Linked DNA regions of Mus musculus: region 2 is linked to region 1. A link is a contact called in ENCODE POLR2A ChIA-PET data. All regions are on one chromosome and are shown on one strand. Each heading gives the region's core, a stretch centred on a gene start or an enhancer-like site at or near the end of the contact. The rest is flanking DNA. Distances are from core to core; before and after follow the strand shown.

What was found. ChIA-PET counts read pairs that join two places held with the same protein, here RNA polymerase II (POLR2A).
Region 2: POLR2A ChIA-PET joins it to region 1 with 21 read pairs in Patski. The contact joins the promoter of Ofd1 here to the promoter of Gemin8 in region 1. POLR2A ChIA-PET finds 5 or more read pairs at or near these places in 2 of 5 experiments (Patski and embryonic stem cell).

What each region holds. Positions count from the first base shown.
Region 1 is chrX:166,165,392-166,173,140 of GRCm38, forward strand. Gemin8 (gem nuclear organelle associated protein 8) reads left to right here and starts at 5,063. Exons shown (of 4, transcript NM_146238.4): 1 at 5,063-5,159.
Region 2 is chrX:166,436,200-166,443,948 of GRCm38, forward strand. It overlaps Ofd1 (OFD1, centriole and centriolar satellite protein), which reads right to left and starts at 4,505. Exons shown (of 23, transcript NM_177429.3): 1 at 4,081-4,505; 2 at 3,830-3,928. The coding sequence starts at 4,095. Trappc2 (trafficking protein particle complex 2) reads left to right here and starts at 4,556. Exons shown (of 5, transcript NM_025432.4): 1 at 4,556-4,640.

The DNA.
Region 1 (7,749 bases), core at 3,813-6,312:
ACTCCATTCTATCAGCTTTCTAGGGAACAAAACTCCATTTGGTTTTATACGAGAGGGGGGGGAGGGTTTATACGAGAGAGAGAGAGAGAGAGAGAGAGAGAGAGAGAGAGGGAGGGAGGGAGGGAGGGAGAGGGAGGGAGAGAGAGAGAGAGAGAGAGAGAGAGAGATACTTGTGATTATTATTACATTCATGAGTAGATTTACCAGTATAAAATTGATGACAACTATAAAGACTGCTGAGATTGATTGGGGTTTTCTTAGATGTTTTTATCTTATTTATGAGACTGATCTGCTGCCTACCATGCTAAGGAGGCAGGTTTTATCTTATTTATAACTGTGTGTAAGAGAGAGGGGAGAGGAGGAAGGGGGACAGGAATGTTCCAGGAAGCAATAGTTGTGGGTCCCAGGGATTGAACTAAAATAGTCCAGCTGGCACAGCAAGTGCTTTTACCTACTGAGCCATCTCGTTAGCCTTGGTTTTGGTTTTGTGACACAAGTTCTCACTATGACAGTCAGGCTGGCCTCGAACTCTCAATCCTCATGTCTAACCTCCCTAGTACTAGATCATGGGCATGTACTACTACACCTGGAGCAAGTGAATCTTAGTATTTTCCTTTCTGTTTAAACTGCCTCTATTTTCAATGATCTTTATTTTTAATGTTGTAGTTTTTGTCTCTTCCTGCTCCTTCCTTCCTCCCTCCCTTCACACCACTCTCTCTCTCTCTTTATCTGTTGCATTAAGCACATGTTACTTTTGTAATATGGAATGGATGTTCTAATTGCCAAAAGAAGGCACTGTCAATTTGTGCAAAGCACTACAGAGAAGATTATAACTAGCATAGAAGGAAAGGTCTGCTGTGCTGTCAGAGAGTGAGCTCTGAAAGAAACAGCAGTGAGAGGAGAGGAGAGGAGAGGGGAGGGGAGGGGAGGGGAAGGGAAGGGAGGGGAGGGGAGGGGAGGGGAGGGGAAGGGAGGGGAGGGGAAGGGAGAAATAAAGACACCCTTTTTACAGAAGAGAAAACAAAAAGAAGGGACTGAAAGATCCATCAATGTATTGGAAAGATCAGAGAACCCCGACAAATTTGATGATCAGAGGAAAGGGAACAGAAAAAAGGTGAGCTCTGAAGGCAGAAATTTGGACTTTTGGTAGGTTGCTTGGCACCTCTTAACTTGACCCTGGTAAGGTACTGGTTCTCAATAACTTTCTTCATGATAGATGGGTCCTAGAGTAGGGTAGGGAAGTCCAAAGAGCCCATGAGATTAGCTATGGATCCCTATGGTCCACTAGATCATCCATGCTGGTACATCCCATGGAGTGGGGGGTGGGGGAGTGGGCATAGCCTAGGGTTTTTCCGTTCTACTTCTTCTGTAGCATAACAGCCTTAGCCTGTAGGACTTAAGACTACATTCTCTCACCTTGTCTTCAGTTCCATAGAACTCTCCTCCAACTGCTGGGATGAGCAGGGGTGAGTGAGATCTGAAAACTATGAAAAGGGAGGCATATCTGCTATAGCAGGACAGTTATAAGTGGAACCTCTCATTTCTTTGGTGGACTGACTAACATAGAAGCTATTTCCAGGATACTGTAAGTCAATGGTTCCCGGCCATCCTAGTGCTGTGACCTTTCATACAGTGCCTCCACCCACCCATAAAATTATTTCTGTTGCTACTTAATAACTGTAATTTTGCTAGTGTTATAAATTATAATGTAAATATTTTTGGAGATAAAAGTTTGCTGACGGAGTCATGAACCAAAAGTTCATAACCCCTGCTCTAAGACTCCAGAACTATACAGGCTGTGAAAATAGGAAATTCACACGAGTGTTTAAAGGAGTGGTCCACAACTAGGAGAAATTCTGAGCCACAGGGGACATCTGACAAGATTTCTGTTTTCTACAAATGAGAGGTGCTAGGAACACCAGGGATGTTTCTAAATACCCTACAATACATAGGGCAGCCTTCACAATGAAACAGTGCAGAGTCCCAAATGCAATAGTCTCGAGTGTGAAAAAGTGCTTTAAAGTTCCTCATCATAGGTGACCCTTGGAAGTTTTGCATTATCTGAAGTTTAAACCAGAACAAAAGATGCTAGATGAGGAATAGTCGAATTACAAATTCCCACCAGAGGGCGGTAGAACACAAGTAATAAAACAACCTCCCCCTAGCTTTTCCAAGTCCTCTCAATGTTTCACCCTGAGGAGTTAAAATGACCATGCTTCTTAAACAGAATTCTCACCTTTTTTTGTCAGTCATTTATTCATAAGTAAATGTATCACACAGCATCTATATATTTATATCGCTCTCTGTGGACAGAATTAATTTCCACACTAAGGATTGGAAGACAATCATGGGTTGGCTTCTCACTTCTTAGGTGCTCACTATTAACCGTCACCTATGCTTTTTATGCAACTAAATTAAGATAAACAACCACTAAAACTCAGCCAAGAAGAGAGCCACCATAATCAGAGATGGAGGTGTGGATCTGCTAGCTTCTTGACTTCATCTTCAGCTAACTTATCATTGGGCCTCTTGGCTACCTAAAAGAGAAAATTTCAAAAGTGCTTTATCCTTATGATGGATGAGTCATGACATTCAAACCACCAGTGAGCAGTATTGTGGACAAGTCCTAAGACAATACATCTCGAGTGAAGGTGGCTTTGCCCCCAGGGGACATTTGCAATATGCCTGGACGTTTCCTTTGGTGTCACATTTGAGGGATGCTACTGGCACATAGTAGGTAGAGGACAGATATGCTTCCCAATATCTTATCTTAGCAGGGCAGCCCTCAGAACACAGAACAATTCAGCCTCAAATATGATTAATGTCTCGAAACTCTATCTGGGAGGAAGAGGCATGCAAAGAGGTTTCCCTTTTATCCTCCCACTGAGCTGGGGTAGGGGGGAAGGGGCTGGGGGAAGGTGCCATGATAAGTCAACTTGGACTAAGCTCTCAGAAACAGGAAGGCAAGATGGGTAAAGTTAAAAGACAGGTAGAGGGCAAGTTTCTCATCCCATGGAGTTGCCATATTCCTCTGGGCTTCCCACACTCACAACTGTGAGAACGAAACCCACTTCTCACCACTCTGAATGGCTTATCTGGATCTGCACAAGAGGAGCCAAAGCACTAGTAATATTCTAGCTAGCAATATAACATACACACAGACTCTGTGTATGTGCATGCAGACACTTGGTATTTCCAGAACTGCTCCATTTGAAATACATTTTCTATAAGCCCATCATGTTCTGCCTTTTCTGCAAGTATGTGACCGCTTTCTCATATCACTCTCTTTTCTTTCCTGCTCTTCTTCCCACAGGCTCCAAATGACTTGCCTGCTTCCCAGAAGATAGTCACAGTCCTACAAACACACACAGCCCTTTCTCGTTTCTTGCCTAAAGTTAACTGCCTGTGTGTGTGTGTGTGTGTGTGTGTGTGTGTGTGTGTGTGTGTTGTCCCTTTCTGCAATATATTCATCATATAAATTTACTACAATATGTCAGGTATGGTAATGAATATTCTCGCACCTGGGAAATAGGAGTTCTGCACGGGCTACATGAGACTCTTTCTAAACAAACAAATGAAAAACATAATTACACTTGCATTGACTGTCTATGATCTCTACCCAACCAATTGTCAATTTTGTGAAGTAAAAAAACTGTGTTTACCAGTGTATATTCACTAAGTAAAATATTACTCTCCTTTAGAATTATAATTTATGCCACATATATAATTTCATGTTCTATTGAACAGATTAATAAATATGTACATATTATTAAAATATGTACATAAATATTAAAATATGTACATGGAATTCATTTTACTCTTCATTTAAGGTAAATTCTCCTTCCCTAAGGCAAGGATTTTTTTTTTCCTCAAACAGCTTCATGCATCCCAGGTTGACCTCAGATTCACTGTGTAGCCACAACAACCTTGCTTCCATGCCCAGAATTCTAGGATTACAGATGCGCCAATATGCCCAGATGTGAGATGTTATAAAGGAATGATCCAGCGCATCATTCATGCTGGACAAACATTCTATCAATGAAGCTACACCACTGCCAGGTTAAGATTGCTTAAAATGTGAGTTAGTTAAGGCAGGCTTGTTGATACGCGTGCCTGTAATCCCAACAGTCAAGAGACCGGTGGATCTCTGGGAATTCAAACCAGCCAGGGCAAGATGATGACCTTCGACCCAGCTGAAAGTGAGACAGTGTCAACAACAACTAGACAGTTCACGTATTTTTTTTTCAATATTAACTCTTTAAAATGTACTGTGGAATTTAGTTAAGCACATCGAAAATTCTCACATTTAAGTACCTCAAAATCACGTGTGCCTTGAAGCTACAAGACACTGCAGATACTTAGCATATAGTAGACATCTGGTATATGTTTGCTAAATATTCTTTTATACTACTTTGATTCACCAATATTACAGGAATGATAAGGTAATAATGTCCCACTACTGACATTGCCTAATTATCTTAGCCTTTGGCATTTAAATTGTTTCCTATTTTCACTTTTTGGAATAACCATGCATCTGGTCCAAATCTGGTTTTCCTAGTAATAAATTCCTGCAAAATATGGCACATTTTGCCAAATAAGCCCACTTGGCCTTCTAGTAGTTCATCTTTGGTTACTAAGGACTCTTGTGCAACTCTAGAAGGGCATGTACTGCTGACGATTATAATGACAGAAACACTAGGTACAAATTAAGGTTCATAAATGTCAAGCTGACACAGATCTGAGTGAATCTGTATTTTCAAAACAATTTCTCACCTTCCATTTTAGTTAAGAAAGTGAAAAGAAAGTAAAAGCTAAAGAAGAAATAATAATAATAATAACCGAAAGCTGAGGGTGCAATTCAGTTCTGATCCCCTAGTGCCCAATAGCTAGCTGCCGGGACCGCCCAAACAAACGAATTCGCTTCCTGTGCCGCCCTTGACTCTGTGTAGCCACTGACACGACGTTACGTCACGGATAAGGCGGGACTTCCGTCTTTCAAGCCCCGTACCGGAAGCGAGCTCCTTGTTGCCCAGGCAACCCGAGCCTCCCGCTCTCCTTGTGTCACTCCCCCACTTCTCCCGCCCCTTCCTCCTCCCCACCACCAGAGCTAGGTCCGTTGTTGCCCACCGCCCGAGATCTGCCAGCTGCGTGCCCACGAGGTGACTTCGGGGGCTGATGGGTTGCTTTTGGGGAGTAAGGGAATAGCGTGGCGGACTCCTGAAGCTTGGAGTACTGGCTTGGCGCTCATGCTGTGGCTTTAATTACCATCACCCGGCAGCACGAGGAGGTTGCCTAGACCCGTGAGAGTCCCAACCCCTGACAGACTGTTAAAACTAGTTCTAATTTATGCTCTCAAGCCCTATGTGCTTCCTAATCCTTGGGTGCCTGCTGAGAATTCTGTTCCCAGGCCCCCACCTCAGACTATTCCAGTTCAGATCTTGAGAAGTGAGGCTCAAGCATGGGAAGGTTTGGGGTTTTTGTTTGTTTTGTTTTGTTTTAACTCACAGTGTAATTCAAACGTGCTGTGGATCACAATGTTGCAGGAAGTCTGTCAGGACACGTTTCTGCAGAGATGTCTAAGCTACTGGCTCATTTACAAAAACAAAACAACAAAAACCTGAGTTTCTCCCCCGCCCCCCTTGCAACTTTTGAGTTCTGTAGGTCAGAATTCTTAGTTGATGTTATCTTAAGAACATTTGACAGTTGCTGTGGGTAGCCAGAGTTCTGAACCATTTTCCCTTTTTTTTTCTGAAATGATTGTTACAAACTCGTTGCACAAATTAGGCTCTGGACTCCACTGTTGTTGGGGTTTTTATTTGCTTGGGGGGGGTTGTTTGTTGGTTTTTGTTTTGTTGTTGTTTTTTAACTAAAAGCCAGAACATTACTCAAAATCTTAAGACTAAAAGTTACAGACACAAAGCCTCTATGAATTGTGAGATTGTGATACTGTTTGAAAGTACAATTTATGCTAGCATGATTCGTCAAGATAACAGTGTCTTTGGGATGGCAGTGGAAAGAGAAACCATGTGTATATGCTTTGGGTAAATCTAACACGTGCAAGTTCACAGTAAAGTGTATGATCCCTTCTGTTGACTGCTGGGCTGGGGGGAAAAATCAACCCAAGTTGCAGAGAGGCAGGCGTTTCCATCGTGAAACTGTTTTACAGATGGCAGAGGCTTATTGGTGTTTCTTCAAGTCCAGCGTTTAAGGAGAAGTTAAGATAAGAAGGATGGCAGGAAATTAAACATAGCTAGAGGTTAGATAAGAGTTCTCAAGCACACTATAGAACTCTCAGAATTACTTCTTTATGTTGGGAAATCCACTCATAAAGCACTTGGACAATCAGATGCAGACTGTAACATTTAAGGCCAGATGAACTGGAAATATATTAATATATTTAGACATTTGGAACTTCTTACTGATTGTTGTTTTTAGTTACTGCCCCTTAATAATTTGGGGGAGCACGGGTAGGAGAGAATATTATCAGGATATAACAGACAATCTCAACAATTCCAGTAGCCCCCAAAGGCAGGAGATTATACCTGTTATTTTCTCTGGTGGAAGAAAAATGGGACCTCTAAAAGGAATAAAGTATAGCATCTATCCCTCCAAATAAGTGCCCGGAGCAAGTACAGTATGCAGAAAAGAATTTAGCATAGAATTATCAGAAATATGTTTATAGAAAGTAATTTAAAATAATTCACTGGAAAGATAAAAGTGGTCTTAACTACCCAAATTACTCAAGATTTTTGCTGCTGTGCCAGCAATTGAGTGTGTGCTGTGTTTGGCCCTGACTTTTTTATGGTCACACTCAGATATGCTGTATGAAACACATGCCTGAAATGAGACGAACACCATCTGTTTCTTCTTTTGAACCAGATTATCACTGTCGTCATCCTCTGTTGTCCTGGTTTTTTTCAGTTCTCCCCGTTACCTGTGGTGTTTCTGAGTCAGAGTATCTTGCTCTTTCTTGGGCTTCTAGTTGATTTCTGATCGACACTAGCCACATAAAGGATTCTGCAGGATTGCAAAGTAAACCATTCACAAATCTTTATCACCCTTGCTGATAAATTAAACAGTGCCTTTCCATGAGTGGTATGTGATTTGGGCAGGGGAGGTGGCAAGAATTGTTAACTATACCCTTTCAGTCTCCTCCCACCCCGCCCCATGCCTGCCTTGGAACAGCACTTAATGCAACACCCAGGCAAGCATAAACTGGAGCCTCGGCTTGAGAAAGTGAACGGGGTTAAATAATACTTACTTGTCTCCCTCCATCTTCAGCTCTGAAGGTGGCTGTTAGAGATGGAAACACAGTCGGCTGCTATATGCTTGTAAGCAGGCCCTGTGTCCAGCTGAAGATGGAGTTTGGGGAGCTGGCAAGGTAGCCCAGTGGGTAAAGGCACTTGTCACCAAACCTGACACATGCACACAATAAACCAATGTTCTTGTTTTAAAAGTGGAGCTTGGACTCGTTCTCTGGTGGAAGTAGGCCATTTGGACTCATGCCATCTTTGATGTCTACATGACTAAGTAGGGACCATACAAAGCCATAGGAAAAAAAAATCCATGAGAGTGTCAAGCCTGATACGTTCAACCAAGTACAACAGCCAGCTAGGGGTGGTGGCATGGGGACAGCAAGAGTAGGAGGGTAGGAAACAAGAGTGTCAGAAGTCCCTGTTTTTATCATTTTTCTCATTGAGTGAACTACTGGTATTTATACAATTGACAGGCATCTCTAATGGGCTGGCA
Region 2 (7,749 bases), core at 3,255-5,754, 270 kb after region 1:
GGTAGGCCAGATAACCTGGGTCTTCTGACACCTGGGATCAGAGATGGAGGGAGAGAATGCACTCCCAAAAAGTTGTCTCTGAGGGTCACATATGGAAATGTGCACAGCCATTCGTGTACCCAAGCATTCTTTAAAAAACAATGCACTATCACTTAGGGTATTCATTCATATGTCAAGTCACTGGAAGATAGATTTTTCACCATTGATAAATGATGAAATAAAGGGTCAGAGTACATAATTTTCTTCACATTACAACACCGGCACTATTCATTTGAACTTGAAAAAAATCTCCTAAATTAACGAGACTACTAAACGTTTAAACAGTTTTGACATATAGTTTGGAGATGTACAATTGTGCTTAACTTAGAAGCAAGTTGCTTGAGGCTCTGGATGAAACAAAATGTAGTAACTTATTTAATACAAGGAAGCACCGAAAGGGGTCTTTACTTTAGCTCTTTCTGCTATCCTTGAGTATGGGAGAATGCTGCTAAAACCTCTTTCCTAGAAAACAAAAACAGCATCTACCCTCCTGCTCCAGTCCCAAGGACATATGACGTATTGAAGTTCACTCTGGGAGCGACTGAGCTTATTAGGTTTGCTTACAGAGAAATGAGTGAGGTTTTATGTGTATCAGTGTAGATGCCCTTAAAGCAAGCAGCCACAACAAATGAATTCCGCACCCATTATGACGACTCCTTCCCCAATCTATATACTCTAGCCCCTGCCTGAGAATGGGGCCATGTACAATCAGAGCAGAACTGCAAACAACTATCAGGGAGGAGTGACTGGATACTCCAGAGGAGGTCCCATGATTCTACCCACCCAACAGTTAGGAAGGAATATCAACAGTCAACAAGCGTGGCTATGATGATCTTCTGTAAGCAGATCCAGCTCAATTCCTAAAGATGGTGGGAGTTTGGCATGGTATATATAAGCACCATGACAGAACATATATCTAAAACCCTCTACTTAAAAAGACATTTACACTGAACAAAATACACACACTCGGCATTATCTACCATTCACAACCTGACATAGTAAAGCAAAAAAGAAAGAAGGAAAAAAAAGGGAAAGTGCAGCATCTTCCACCAATCAAATTTAGAAGTAGCTTAATTAAATGCGTAATACACCGAGGAAATGGTCTATTCAGTCCTAGCTTAACCAATAGAAGAATTTACGATAACTTGCCTAAAGGAAAAAATTAGTGGTGGTGTGTGCTGAAAGGAAAATAAGAGCAAGAAAAACTAAAACGGCAATTATAAATGAACTGCTCTCTTGACAATCACAAAAAACAAAAAATACTTACTAGTAGAGACACAAAATTGACTTAGAGCTTCCCAACAGCCAATACACTAGGGAAATCTACTCAAAATTAAATTTTGCAGGCTGAAGAGAGAGCTCAGTCAGTAGTTTGCCTTACAAACAAAAAGACCTGAATTTGGTCCCCAGAACCCACATAAAGCCAGGCACAATGGTGAACAATTGTTATCCCAGAGCTGAGAAGGTAAAGACAGGAAGATCCCTGGGGCTCACAGTCCAGCTAGTCTACCTGAATTAGAAGAGAGCTCCAGGTTCAATGCGGAACCTGTCTCAAAACACTGAGGGAAAATGCAACTGAGGAAGGCACCTGACATCAACATCTGGCCTCCACACCATATATTAGAGAGCGCACTCCCCCTCCATATACATGACGCTCCTAAACAGTTTGGGGGCTAGTGATGTATCTCAGTTGGTAGAGTAGTTTTCCTTTCATGCATAAGACCTCAGGTTTGATCTCCAGCACCAAATAAACAGGTGATTCAAATAAAATGGGGAGTTTAAGGTAGCCCTTGGCTCTATACATAGTTCAAGGCCAGTCTGGGCTACAAAAACCCTGTCTCAAAAAAAAAAAAAAAAGTGGTTAAGAGTATCTGTTGCGTAATCATGAGGATTAGAGTTTAAATCCTAGGAGCTGTGCAATAAGCCAGCTGGGTGTCCTGCTAACACGAGGAATCAGACAGCCTGTTCAGGCCTCCATGCAAGTACAGGCACACAAACTACACAGGTGCACACACTCAGGCAGACATAAATAAAATCTTTTAAAAATATATAGCACGGAAGGACAGTTTTCACAAAGTTGGTGAAACTCAAAGCATGAGACAAAAATTTGCCAATCTTAACACACATCTCAGAAATGGTCTTAACTAGAGCAAAAAGAAAGAAACAGATGATTTGACAAGTTTCATTTTATCACTGAGTTGGATGTAGAAGATGCCTGTAATGCTAATCCTAGGAAGGTAGAGTCAGGACATCACCTAAGCTTGAGGCAGTAGAGTGAGACACTGTTTCAAAACCACAAAAGTTATGACAAGACCCACAAAGGGAACAAAAGTACCTAGACATAAATGACTTTGTAATTGACTATAAGTACAAATTCATTTCAAATAAAAGGAGAGTATAAATTAAGCACTAAATTCCATAAAATTTACATTATTAACTCACCTCTATCAGTCATTGAACTAAGAAAGTAAAAATTATCTAAATTTGAGAAAATGAAAACATGCCCTGCTTTTCCTCCAATTGGGCTAATGGACTGAATAAGCAGTCATGCTGAAACTGGGAACAAGACTTGCACAAAGGGCTTACAGATAATGATATCCATTGCTTAAGACCAAATCAAACTGAGACGTGAAGGATGAAACAAATATTCCCAAACTGCCTGTGAAATACACACCAACAATCCTTCCCTAGCCATATGGACACATTGCTAGAAACGCTCTTACCCCAAGACATAATGGCCCTGGCCTAACACCCCAGTACTCAGGAAGGAAGCAGAACCCTGCAAACTGGCCCAAGCATGCTCAGGCCTTTTTCCTCAGACAGGGGAGTTCTCTATACTAGGCAGAAAATGACAGGTACAACAAATAGATGAGGTGGAGACCTAGGTAGAAGCCTCAGTCAATAGGAGGCAGCGACCTCCATGACCTCTGACTGACCAGGAGGAATCTGCTGCCACTGAAAATAAGGATTTCAGGCAACCTGAGGAAACAGGAAAAGGATCCTCATATAATCTAAATTTTAAAATGATATACACGCCTAACAGCAGTTTGTAGTTATAATATATGATTTTTCTCTCTTCTGCCTTTCTGTATTTTCCGGACAAGTCTTAAATATTTGTATGTAGTAAAACAAGAGTGGGAAAAATTGGGCTCACCTTTCCTTAATTTCCAATTCTATATGTAAAATATAGTCTAAAAGGTATATTGTAAGGAAACACATTGAACTAACTCCATCCCTTGCTGCTACCCAAACTTAAGATGTTCTAATAAACAGTTGCTATTCATTTAAAATATCCACACTCTAAAATATCTTATGTGTACTTACTATTACTGACACAGGGTATCACTATGAAGTCTTGGCTGACCTGGAACTGGCTATTTGGCCCAGCTACCCTCACAAGAGATGTGCCTTCCTCTGCTTCCGAAGAACTGGGATAAAGGCGTGTGACAAGACACCTGGTACCATTCCACTATAGATTTTTTTCTAGGGAGTATCATGAAACAGACTGGGCTTCATTTTGTTGTTCTCAGACATGTAGACCACAGTACTCTGCTCACATTACCCTCTGCAGTCCGTTCCTCGCAAGTCCCCCTCCTGCTCACTACATAGACGTAGCATGATCAAAGCGAGACTGGGAACAAGATTTGTAACAGCAGCTTAGTTTTATGGCAATGTGTTCATTATACAGGTTATGTGCTACCTTAATGAATGAATTTAAATGTGGAGCCACCTGCGGTTAAAGGTTACACTTGTGGAAGTATAACGACACGATTGTGCCTAAATCTGATACCTGAAGTGTGTCCAGTACACCCCGATCCTTAAACGTCTGGTATAGCTTTTTGCGCAGTTCATCTTGACTCAACACATCAGACTTGTGGGGCATGTTGGACTGAAAAGAGAAAATGATGGGTTACCTAGTGTCAACGTGGACCTGAATTTCAGAAATCAGTGACCTCACCGGAAGCCCTAAGATGCTTAACGGACATCAAAACAAAGAGATGTCCAATCGGAAAAACCCTGGAAAGTGGCAGGTGGAACTACCTGAGCCATCCTCATCTGCTTTCCTCCCGAGCTCGCCCCTCCACGGTCGGACTCCTCGGCCCGGGCCGGGGCGCAGGAGGAGAGGGAGCCCTTGACCTCGGAATCCAGCTTGTCTCTGGGGACCTAGGGGAGCAAGAGAGCTAAACATTCAGCCCCTAACTCGTCAAGCAGCCGCGCTTCCTCCCACGGTATGGGAAGGGTGGGCGGGTCCGCGAGCCAGGAGGGACTCTGGACGGAATAAAGACGGAAACGACAAGCGAGGGCCCCGAAGCGGCCGCTCAGTCGGCAGTTTTCCCTGCTCCGTAGCTCATCCCTACACTGCCCGCCGCCCGCCGCCTGCTCCGCCCGCTCCGGCCGCTCGGCCCGCTCGGCCGGCTCAGCCTAACCGCCCAGGCTTTGGCCCTCCGTGACGCCTGCGCGCTCTTAGGCGAGCAGTCCCGGCCACGTCTCGCGAGAGCATAGCCTCAGATCTCGCGAGAGTGATTTTGGGACTCCCAGGCTGAGGCTCCCGAGCGCAGATTAAAGAGGCGGCCGGTTCTCATCTCGGCTCCTCCCTACAGGTGAGCTCTGGAGGGAAGCAGGCGGCGGGCGTTCCGGGTCCGCGGGGGCATCCAGGCCTCCCGTGATGCGAACAGTGGTCTTCTACCTCTACCCAGCCCTGACTCGGGACAGCACGCCCAGCCCCCCGGCGCCGAGTAATCCCCGTTCTCCTAGTTGGTATAGCCTCCGTGTCCCCTTGGAGGGGACCTCCGCGCACTGGGACGGAGGCTTGGCGTTCTCCAGGTCGCTAACGCAGTGCATCTTCATTGCAATGCCATTGCCCTTTGCAGCCGGTTTACTGTAGAAAGCGGTCTCGGGCATCGTAGGTTGACCGCATCCTTGGTCAGTTTCCATTAAATGCCAGTGGTACCCTACCTCGCCCTCCAGACTTTGACAGATGCTCTCAAAGAGGGCAAAAGCGCATCTCCTTGAGAAGCACGGAGCTTCATTTTATAGAAAAGCCCCACTAGTTTTGCTGATCTGTGGGGCAAGTTGAATTTACAGCTGTCAGGAGCAAGTTTCTGAAAGGTTCCTCCATAGAGAGATTTGCTATAAATATGGACGGCTTTGAACTGGGGTGCATGCGTTTTATCTTGTGTTTGCCTGTTAACTAAAATGTTTAACTTGTAAGGATTTCTAAATTCATCCTGCTCTTGCACTAGTAGTCTTCCACCATTGCACCATATGAATTTTTAGCTTCCTGGTAACTTCAGATGTCAGCCCTGGGCTTGGCCTTTACAGCAGTTTAGAATAAGCCTGTCAAGTCTAGAGTTAAAAAAAAATACTTGATCTTGTGTATGTACTGCACTCCCTCAAACCCATACCAGACATGAATAATTGATCATAGCCATTCGACCACACTGTTTCTCAGCACCAACTCCTGACAGCCATACCAGACATGAATAATTAATTGATCACAGCCTTTCACTGCTGACCACACAGTTTCTCAGCACCAGCTCCTGGCAGCCATACCAGCAAAGCAGATTTTGCTCATAAGGAACCACGAGCTATCCCTAGTCAAATCCCTTTCCTACTAGACATTATATTTCAAGAATATACTAAACACCCACCACAGAACACTTCATCCTCACTTAGCTTAAAACACCCTCGACTGGCTCCTTCAGTTGCTCTTATTTTGTTTTGTTTTCAGACCATTCATTGTCTAAGTCCCCACCCACCCCCCTGCTCCCAACATATTGTTTAAAGGTATCCATCATTTGAAATTATGATTTCCAGAACTAAGTATTTTCACAGGAGATGTAATGAGGATGACAGCAGCACTTTCCACACCTTGTTTGGGCACTGTCTTCACTCAGTTTTTGGTTGTTTTGTACTTTTAGATTTATTTTAGAGGTGTGTGTGTGTGTGTGTGTGTGTGTGTGTGTAATGAGTACAGGTACCCACAGAGTCCAGAAGAAGGCATTAGATCCCATAGAGCTGGAGTTACAAGCAATTGTGAGCTGCCTGATGTAGGAGCTGGGATTGAACTTGTGTCCTCTGCAAGAGCAGTATGTTCTCTTAACTGCTGCACAATCTTTTTGCCCCAGCGGTCTTAATCTTTATTCAGCCTAGAATTCTTTAGCTTTTCTTTCTTGACATGTCAGGCTGCTGCTGCCTCACTGAGCAATAAATCCAAACTTTTCGATTCTCATTTCTTTTTCTCTAGGGTTCTCTCCTTTTGTTGTACAGTTGGTTTGTTGTTACTGGTTTTAGTTTTTTGAGGCAGAGTCTCATACTGTGGCCTAGCTGGACCAACTCATAATTGTTCTCTTGTTTTAGCCTCCCTAGTGCTGGGTTTAAAGATGTGAACCACTGTAGCTGGCTTCTGCTGATTTTAAAACTCAAGTACAAGACTATATATATCTCAGTCTCTTATATCTTAATAATTTTATGCAACACTGGTAGACTTACAGGTCCCATGGTGTCTTTCCTGTTACCCCATTTTGAGGCAGGGTCTCCCTTTATATAGTCTTGGCTGTCCCTGGTCTTATATGCAAGCCATGCTGTCTGAACCTCACAAAGATCCATCTGCTTCCCCGTCACAAGTGCTGGAATCAAAGATGTATAGCAGCAGACCTAGCCCTGGAGATGATTTTTATTCCTCACTTTGGTCTGCTAGGAAACTCTTAATAGTTACCTTGTATTTGAATGTGATAAGTTGTCTTTAAGTTACTGAGTTAGTACCAGCCATGATAGCACAGACCTACAATCCACGCACTCAGGAGGCTAAAACAAGAGGATCATGAGATCAAAGCCAGCCTGGGCAACATAGCAAGACCATGTCTCAAAACAAAACATATACACATACACACACATGCACATACACTCCAGGAAAAGAAAAAACACTCAGATGTTTCTGGGTATTAATTTTAAGTCAGCTTTAGGTTGCCCCTTATTCAGCAAATAACGAGTGTTGGCTGGATCACTGGCACTGTCAGAACCCTGGGGATATTATACAGAACAGAACAGTGTGTCTATTATCTTTGGGGACTTCTTTCTGTCACCCAGGTTATAGGTCTCTAGTGTGCTCCTACATAGATACCAAAATACCCAGAAAATTTACTGTCCACCTACCACATTTCCTTTTCAGAGCAGAAAAGTGAAGTTTGATGTAGTTTGTTCTTAGTATAAGTAGAGAATTAAATGAATAATAACCTGGATGTGATGTTAGTCGTGGTTTCTTAACTTATACTGAATGAGCTACTGTACAGAAAACAAAAAAAGGTCCTGACATGCTATCTGACCAAAATCGGCCAGGTAACACCTACTTAGGTTGGTGTTTTAGTCTCGTGAATATACCCCGTCATAGATGAGAAGATATCCTTTTATCTGTTTCTGAAAATTGGAATAGCATTACCTGTCTCTTAGCATATAGAACCTTTCTGTGCCTATGATTTCTTTAATGTCACTTAACAGTAGATGGAGAGTTGTTGATCCAAGCTATATAATTGGCCAGGACCTGAAGACTTTTTTGAATTGAAATGCTTAGGAAGTTTTCTAATATCTAACATGCAGTCTTGAAATTTGCATCCTGCACCGCCTGCCTGCCCCGCTGCTGGGAAGTTATGCTTTGTATGTAACAGGGAGAATGGAAATTAAGCAGATTTGCATCTTTTGTTATTTCCGTGT